3 separate regions of the Homo sapiens genome follow, and regions 2 and 3 are each linked to region 1. The links are chromatin contacts, found by Hi-C or POLR2A ChIA-PET in ENCODE. All regions are on one chromosome and are shown on one strand. Each heading gives the region's core, a stretch centred on a gene start or an enhancer-like site at or near the end of the contact. The rest is flanking DNA. Distances are from core to core; before and after follow the strand shown.

Evidence for each region. Hi-C counts contacts between places; a loop is a spot of excess contacts on that map. ChIA-PET counts read pairs that join two places held with the same protein, here RNA polymerase II (POLR2A). Pooled maps may share reads with other maps.
Region 2: a map of endothelial cell of umbilical vein shows a loop between it and region 1 (6-fold over the local background). The contact joins two enhancer-like sites. A Hi-C loop is called at or near these places in 3 of 168 maps with a recorded cell type or tissue (PC-3, PC-9 and endothelial cell of umbilical vein) and 3 of 50 pooled maps. POLR2A ChIA-PET finds 5 or more read pairs at or near these places in 2 of 52 experiments (MCF 10A and activated naive CD4-positive, alpha-beta T cell).
Region 3: a loop to region 1 is called in a map of PC-9, with 2.8 times the contacts of the local background. The contact joins two enhancer-like sites. A Hi-C loop is called at or near these places in 1 of 168 maps with a recorded cell type or tissue (PC-9). POLR2A ChIA-PET finds 5 or more read pairs at or near these places in 4 of 52 experiments (K562, MCF 10A, Panc1 and 1 more).

The regions. Positions count from the first base shown.
Region 1 is chr3:195,030,598-195,033,405 of GRCh38, reverse strand. No RefSeq gene overlaps it. Among named protein-coding and RNA genes, the nearest start is that of XXYLT1-AS1, 63 kb to the left of the region's middle. RefSeq lists enhancers at 1,014-2,012, 2,013-2,808. Within about 2 kb of position 1,473, at least 10 of the 41 ENCODE cell types and tissues checked have a DNase peak (open chromatin) inside an H3K27ac peak, as active enhancers do; they include PC-9 and endothelial cell of umbilical vein, where a contact is called at or near this core.
Region 2 is chr3:194,865,932-194,868,739 of GRCh38, reverse strand. No RefSeq gene overlaps it. Among named protein-coding and RNA genes, the nearest start is that of LINC01972, 99 kb to the right of the region's middle. Within about 2 kb of position 1,344, at least 13 of the 41 ENCODE cell types and tissues checked have a DNase peak (open chromatin) inside an H3K27ac peak, as active enhancers do; they include endothelial cell of umbilical vein, where a contact is called at or near this core.
Region 3 is chr3:195,184,242-195,187,049 of GRCh38, reverse strand. The region is part of intron 2 of XXYLT1 (xyloside xylosyltransferase 1); the gene reads left to right. Among named protein-coding and RNA genes, the nearest start is that of XXYLT1-AS2, 38 kb to the right of the region's middle. RefSeq lists an enhancer at 1,613-2,808. Within about 2 kb of position 1,334, at least 5 of the 41 ENCODE cell types and tissues checked have a DNase peak (open chromatin) inside an H3K27ac peak, as active enhancers do; they include PC-9, where a contact is called at or near this core.

The DNA.
Region 1 (2,808 bases), core at 224-2,723:
GGAACTTTCTCTAGGACTCAAATTCTAGATTTTGCTCAGCCATTCTTTTTTAGCACCTTAACTTTTATTGATAATACTTTTGATGCCTAAGAATATATATTTGATGTTTTGGCATTGGATCATCGTCTGCTCTACATACAGAATTGTGTAGGTAAGCGAACAGCTTGATGCATCTGCACAGACGGAATGCACTTGCTTAACCACTTGGTCATTTTTAAAGTCCTGATTTATCAAAATAAGATTTTGTCAGGAGGGAAAGCCCTACCTGTGGGTACAGATCAGAGCCCGTGTTAGACACAAGTCCTCACGCAAACTGGAAGGTAGGTTTAACTGTCTCCTGTGTACAGAAGAGGAAACGCAAGTTTAGACAGGTGGGGCCGCCTGGCTCGTAAGTCCGGGGGGCTGAGACTCAGCCCATTCCTTTGCCTGCAGGTGTGCTTGGAGGTCCTCGTTCTGTCCAGCTAGGGATCTGGGCATGTGTCTTCTTGGGGTCAGGCAGCACACACTGCCCACTTCTTTGCTGGGAACATTCTCAGTCCATTGGGAAAGCAGGGCCTACATATATCTATTCTCAGGTGACAGGTGGCACCTACCAGTCATCTGCTCTCCCTCCCCATCACCTGCATTGGGCTGGTCTACCACTCAACATTTAACGACAGTATGGCAAGGGCGCTGGCCAATCAGAATGGCACCAGGCATATACAGTCCTGGAGCAGAGGCCTACAGCCCTGCTACATCAGTCACCACCCTTCAGTGGCTGGATGGTGGAGAGGAAACCTTCGGATAGATGTTGGGCTTGGTGGCGGGGGAGGGGAGAGAGGCTCTCTCAGGCTCAGCAACTGCACAGAAGTACTTCAATATTTCAACAACTAGCCTGGGCACCCTGGTGCTTCCTGAGCCACCGTCAGCTCTGATTGGAGATTCTATGTAGAACAGATCTGTTCCTCGCTCCCCAAAGAGCTTGGAGCCCAGCTAAGGAGACAGGCTACAGGATGGCGATCAGAGAGAATCGCACTTGGGTGTCACCTGGTCATTTGTTTGTCTGTCCAAACATCAGGTACCGCAGGCAGCCACCTGTCAGCTACCTAGATGATGAGTAGCAGAGGGCCTCTGTCATTGGGAGTGCACTGTTTACAAGAAGAAAGAGGCATTTGAACAAGTAACCACAGCGTTGTCTTTTGTTTGGGTTGATATGCTGGACTGGAGATCCCTTTAGAGCATGTTTTTGGGGATTACAGAGCCTTCGAGCGTTACAAAATCATCTTCTCTAATTCCCTGTGTTTCAGATGAGGAGACCCAAGTTCCCAGAAGAGCAGTTGCACACTCGAGGCTGGAGGACATGGGCAGAACCAGAGCTCCTTGCCTCCCTCCCAGCCCCCCACCCAAGTAACACGTTCCTGATCCTGTCCTGGAAGCAGCTTCGAGGAAATGCCCAGACCCCTGGGGGGTGATGTGGTGGCAAGGTGACAAAGGGGCAGGTCACAACGCTGTCACAAGCTGATATGCAAGAACTCACAGGCATGACCCCCAGGGGCTATGGGTGTAAGGGCATCTGCTCTGCCCTTTCCAGCGGGCCTAGTTTTGGTGGCCTCTGTTCCATTTATTTGCTTAGGAACACAAAGCTGAATGCACTGTTTGCAGGAAGTTGTATGTCTAAGTCACCTAAGTTAGTAAAATAAATAAAAACTTTGGAGTTTTGGAATGGCCTTCAGGTGCCTTCCACATCCATTTCCCTGGAAATCCCTGTTTCCTGTCGGTGTCTGATAAGGGATTTTTCAGGAATTGAGCGGAGCTTTTCCAGGAGATGTCACATAAGAAACCTCACCCTGGGTTCCCAAGGCCCAGTTACATTGTAGCTAAATCACAGATTTACCAAAGTATACAGGGTCCTCTTTCTTTACCTCCACCTGGACACTTTTTTGAAGGAAAATGGATTTTGGATGTAAGCGCCTCCGCGATTGTTCTATGCTCCCGGGGTCACAAGACTCCTTGAAAGCAGAGGTTCAGCAACCTCTAGCCAGGTTCCCCACACAGCTGGGGGGCTCTTCCCACCCTAAGGGGTGATCCATTTGCCAGGGAGACTTGGGACTGACTCAGCCCCTGCCCTGGCTGCCGAGGGACCCTGCCTTTTTCTGCCGAGCTTGTGCTTACGGGGAAATTCCAGGCTTCTCCGGAAACCATCTTAACTGCCTGGAATCCTCCTCTTGGACTTGTCTGGGCTGGCGCAGTCCTGGGAGGAAAGGAAAGTAAATAAATGTAAATCTGTTTGATCACAGACAGAGCATTTATCTTTCAATAGGAAGCTTCCTGAGGAAGGACAGCAAAGGGGTTTGGAATGAGTAAGCTCAAAGTATCAGCCTGCGTACAAGATGCCCTCGGGGGGAGCCTGGCTATTGTGGCGCTGCGGTCACACTGGGCCAGGCCCCTGCTGAGGCCCAGCACTGCACAGGCACCCGGAGCCCTGCCCTTCTCCCTCAGGGCACCCCAGGGCAGTACCGCCCTCTGGCCCAGCTGATGGGCCGGGCCAGGCTCCCCTGGCTTCCCAAGTGGAGGAGGAGGAAATGGTCTTTGCCAGCAGGCCAGCCACCCTCGAGGAGAAGTGGGGTCTTCTTTGGGGCTGTGGAGGCAGTGCTAGGAGTGGACGGAAGGGCTCAGAGGCCAAGCTCAGATGTTCCCTATGGCTGAGGTCCCTGACAAGGATCCTCAAACAGGGAGAATGCTGGTACCCTTCCAGTTTGGGCCTGGGTGTCACTTACCTGGGACACTTGTCACATCCCCTTTAAATCTCTGTCCTTGCCTGGCTCTGGC
Region 2 (2,808 bases), core at 95-2,594, 160 kb after region 1:
AGTGTGTCACCTTTTGGTGAGACCACCTTCCTGACTCTCCTGTTATTTTCCATCTCAGTCTATGGTTTGTTTTCCTCATGACACTATGGCTGAGATTGTGGTTATGTGACAGAGTGTTTGCGGTTTGACTCTACCCTTCATATAAACTCCATGACGGCGAGGACCATGTCCATCTCAGTTGCCATTGTATCCCTAGAGCCCAGCACCCTGCCGGACACATAGTAGGTCTTTCAATAAAGGTCCATTGAATGAATAAGCAAATCTCCATTTTACAGATGGAGGACCTGAGGGTGACAGTGGTCGAATCACTTACCCAAGGTCACACGGCAAGTAGAGCCAAGACTTGACACCAGGCAGCCTGATTCTAGAGATGGAGTTTATATGAGATAAGTTGCAAGAGAGGGATGAATTGTTATTGTGTACATTTGAACTTTCCCTACCTACAGAGAAGGAACAGAATCCCATGCTCTTATTACAGTAGGAACCAGACCTCTCTGAAGACTTATCGTCCCTCTTAGTGCGTCTGATCTAAAGACCAAGGAACTGGGATGTTACCCTTGGAGTAATTTGGTGCCTGCTTAAACCTTCTGCATCTGCGATGAATAAGAGAGACTTTTTCAGGATTGTTGGTTAGGAGGCAAAAAGTTCAATTTGTCTTGCAGAAATGTTGAGCCTTTTAAATGTTCAGCTCCTTCCTTCTCACTGGATAAAGTTCACCCTTTATTAAACAGTGTGACTACAATAGGGAGCCCTTGAAGGTAAGGGAGCAGGGGCTGGGAAAACTGGGGCTGCACTTTACAGCAGTCCCTTCAGCTACAACTACAGGAAGGGGTGACTTGTTGCCGCCATGTCTCTGGCGGGGGTGGGGGGTGGCAGACCAGGGAGGCATTTCTCTCCAGCCCAGCTGACGGGAAGCGCATTGTGTGCTAGGAAGCACGTGTTCTTCCTTCCTTTCTTCCTTGTGCTTGTGTAGAGAATTTTCATAACTTATCCTCTTTCCATTAAGATCCCAGAAGTGGGAGGGGACCCAGTAGTGTGGAGGAGGTAGGGGAAGATAGCGGTTCCTACACCCTTTTTGGTTTCCTTTGAAAACTTTGAAATACGAAATACACACAGTAAGCCACACCTCTAATAAATGTCCTGGATTAGATTATTGCTGAGCAAATGTTTACATGGGGAGGAGCTTGAGAGGCGCGTATTTCCCCACTCCACTGATGTCGGGCTTGGTCCTGCGACTTGCCTTGGCCACTGGAATGTGGCAGCAGTCAGAGGACACTAGCTCCAAGCTGAGACCCGAAGAAGCCTGTGTGTTTCCATTTCCCTATCTTGGGCTCCTGCCTTTCACCCTTTGAGACCATGCCTTGGATGGCTGCCAGTTAAAGGAGATTGAGACATGTGGAGAAGCCTGCCCTCAACACAGCCAAGCCCAACTTTGAACAACTGAACACAAACCAGTCGGCAAGAAATAAATGCTTATTGTCTGCCACTGGGTTTGGGGATGGTTTGGTATGGCAACAGCTAATTGATACAGTAAGTGTACAGCTCAGTAAATTGTCATAAACAAATGCACCTTTGCAGCCAGCACATAGCTCACACAGAGCATCAGCAGCACCTGAGGAGACCAACCTCCCTGTACCCTGTTCCAGTTGCTACACCCTCCCTAGGTAAGCACTGACCTGACTTCTGATAGAAGAGTTCTGTCCCTTTTCCTGCTTCAAATAAAGGAAACATACAGAATATCCTCATTTGTGTTTCTTCCACTCAACATCACAGTTGTAAGATTTGTCCTGATACTATTGCTCATAGTTGTAGTTCATATATTCTCATCGCTATCGTGTTAATACACCGCAATTCATTTTCCCATCAATGGTATAGTAACACAATAGCAATGAGAATATATGAGCTACAACTGGGAATGGGAAATAGAATGGGAAAATTTCCCGTTCTATTCTATGTCAGTGGGCATTTGAGTTGTTTTTTTTTCAGACATCATAAATAGCATTGCTATAATGTTCTAGTATGTCTTTTGGTGAATATATATATATATATATATATATATATATATATATATATATACACACACACACATACATACATATTTCTGTTGAGTTTACACTAGGAGTGACATTTTACAAAGGTATATATACGTGTGTGTGTGTATACCTGTATATATACAGAGTCTTGGTTGCTTCACATCATCCTCACCAATACTCACGATTTCCTATCTTTTTTGATGTAGTCATTCTGACGGGTGTGTAGTGTGATTGCGTTGTGGTCTGTGATTTGCATTTCCCTGATGACTGATAAACTTAAGCAATTCTCCATATGTTTATTGGCACTTTGGATACTTCCTTTGTGAAGTATCTGATCAAGTCTTTTGTCCACTTTTTGAACCTGGTTTTCTGTCTTTTTCTTATTGATTTGCAGAAGTTATTTATATATTCTTGGTATGAGTCCTGTATGTATTATAAATATCTTCTTCCACTCTGTGGGTTGCCTTTCTCTGTTCTCAGTAGTATCTTTTGATGAACAGAAGTTCTTCAGGGCAATATAATCCAATTTATCAATATTATGGTTAGGGACTTTCTTGTCTTGAGTAAAGAATCATTATCTACTCCAAGATATTCACCTATTTTTCTATGTTTTGCTCTAAAAATGTTTTTGATCTGTGACTCAATTGGGATTAATTTATTTGTGAGCTGTGAGACAGGGGTTAAAATACATTATTTTTCTATGATTAGCAAGTTGACCCAGAGACCATTTAATGGAAAAGGCCACTCTTTTCCCCACAGCACTGCAGTGTCCCTG
Region 3 (2,808 bases), core at 85-2,584, 150 kb before region 1:
GGTGGTGGGCACCTGTAATCCCAGCTATTCAGGAGGCTGAGGCAGGAGAATCACTTGAACCCAGGAGGTGGAGGTTGCGGTGAGCCGAGATCGCGCCACTGCACTCTAGCCTGGGTGACAGAGCAAGAGTCTGTTTCAAAAAAAAAAAAAAAACTTCAGCCAGTGTTGTGGGTTAGAGGGCCCAGGTCCGTGGAGAGGTTATCACCAGCACTTCACTCACTCAGCAAAGATTTATTCAGTTTCACCTGTGAGCCAGATCTTGCCTAGGTGCTAAGGACATGGGGGTTAGAAAAACAGATGGGGTCGGTCTCTGTCCTCATGGAATGTACAGTGAAGATAGACATTAAGCAGATAATGGGAACAGCTGCAATAAGGGCAACGAAGGGGAAGTCCAGGTGCTGCCCGAGTGGGGGATTCAGGGTGTGTGGGGGGGGATTGTTACTAAAGACTTCCTCCAGACAGTGACATTTAAGGTGAGACAAGTGGGTGGGACTTAGCCAGGCCAAGACACGGAGGAAGAAGAGTGAGGCCGAGAGCATATTGAGTGGAAAAGCTTTGTGGGTGGAAGGAGCTTGATGTGCCCCAGAAGCTGAAGCCTTAGCTGCCTGGAGCACACCCCGGTCAGGCTATTCAGGGCCTTGAAAGCTGTGCGAGGGATTGGGGACTTTATCCTGGGGACAGTGGGATTTGCAACCACTGGTGGCATTTTAACCAATGGAGTAATATGGTTTGCATTTTCATCCAGTGACTTAAGTACTTTTGCATGCGTTCTTCTGTGGGATGGACCTGAAAGAATGGTCTGGACTTGAGGATCCCTGGAGAGCACAGTGAAGCTCAACGAAGAGTTCCAGTTGTTGGGTTGTGGTGAGGGAACCAGCAATGGAAGGTTTTGAAGAGGGGAATGACATGTCTGGGAGCAGCTCTGTGGTGGCTTTCAAAAGTTCTGGGGAAACTTGATCATGTAGCAGAAGGCAGCTGAGGAGGCGGTCCAGGCACTTAGGAGCACAGTGGCCTGGACTTCTTAGGTGAGAGGGGAGGTTGAGAGCTCGTGGTAGGTGTTGCAGGGACCCTAGAGCCAGAAAGCTGTGGACTGGTCTTCAGAGCTTGAGGGCCAAGGGAGCAGGAAGCCTTCACAGGAAAAGAAAGGTCTGAGTGAAAGTGACTGAAGAGAGGTGGGAAAGGGAAGGGAGAGGCCTCTGGTCTTGTTGTGCAAGGAGAGGGAGTGTCCAGGTATGTAGATGGGGTGTGAGCCTCTTTTAGAGAAGTAAGGGTTGGGCTCACTTGCAAGCACTCAGGAAGGACCGGAAGGAAGAAAGTGAAGATGCCGTCCCCATTGTGTCCCTCAGCGCCCAGAGGGTGTGTCGACCTGCTCCTCAGGCCAGGCCAGCCCAACACCTGTGACTAACATGACCTCAGAGTCTAAAATAATGTGTGCCACAGCTCTGAAGTCAGAAGGCTGATTTTTATAAATCAGCACAAATTGACCTTATTACCCATGGTCCTTCAGTGACCTCAGAAATCAAAGTGAAAAAAAAAAAAAAAAAAACCCAGCCCTAAACCTCTCTGGACCAAAGTTTTGCTCCTGAAGCAGGACCCCAAAATACTAGTGGCCTATTTTCTGCTGAAGTCTCTCTGTCCTCATGGTTCTGGAGAATGTCCTTTCAGTATCTTTATTCCTCCCCCATTTCACTGCAGATGTGCTCCAAGTTTCATGTTCCAGCAATCAGATGACCACGATGGAATATTCCCTGAGCTGGTGTTTCCAGTCTTTAGTCTAAGTTCTAAGACACTGAGCATTCCAAAACCCCTACTGTTCTGTTTCCCAGAACAGACCTTTCTTCCCTATTCTCCAGCACCCTCTGTTCCTTCCCCTTTCCTTTCCTTTTCTTTTTCTTTTTTCCTTCCTTCCTTCCTTCCTTCCTTCCTTCCTTCCTTCCTTCCTTCCTTCCTTCCTTCCTTCCTTCTTCCTTCTTTCCTTCCTTTTTTCTTTAATGGGAGTGAGGTCATTTGTGGAGCTGTCACTGCTCTGCAAGAGGGCAGGCATGAGGGGTGCCAGGCCCTCCTGACTTCTACCTTCTGATTTGTATGGTTTGTAAAATGAGCTGTATAAATGCCCAACATTTGATCAAACGAAACTGAAAGGATGATTGATGATGCGGGGATCAAACTTACCATTTGAATGTAGACCATTTTATTGGTAAAGATGAATGAGAATGATTTGGCCTGAAAGGGAACTTCAGATTTTTTTCCTAATTGAAGTAGTCACTTCTTTCAGAATGCTAAGTTCCCTGGAATATTTTCCCAGCCTACTGTGTCTATGATAGACTCAAATATTGGAAGTTTTACCGGCTGTGTGTGGGGTGGGGAAGGAATTCTGTTGGTTCTCCGGTGAGTCCTGAAGAGACCTTGTTTCTGGGTAAGTAGACCTAATCAGGGAGACTTAAATGTTTCTTGGGGGGGTTCTTCCAAACCATTTTGAGGATTTTCTTAAACTTCCAGAATTAGGAGGCCATTTATTAAGATAGTCTGAGGTATGGTGTCAGCCAACAAGGTGAGTTGGGATTTTAATCATGGTTTCAGTTTAAAGGCAAAGGTTTAATCATGTTTTCGGTTTAAAGATCATGCCGTTCAGTTAGCCCTTTGTTATGATCTAAAGGTGTTTGACAGCTTGAAATCCAAAAGGAGGTCAACTGAGGTATGGAGAGCTCCACATATTGGGCTAAAAGCCAGTCACATTTAGCATTTTGGAAAGTTATGTGAAAAATTGATATCGTCTGTTGTAAAACTGAAGCAATTGCCAAGCTTGTC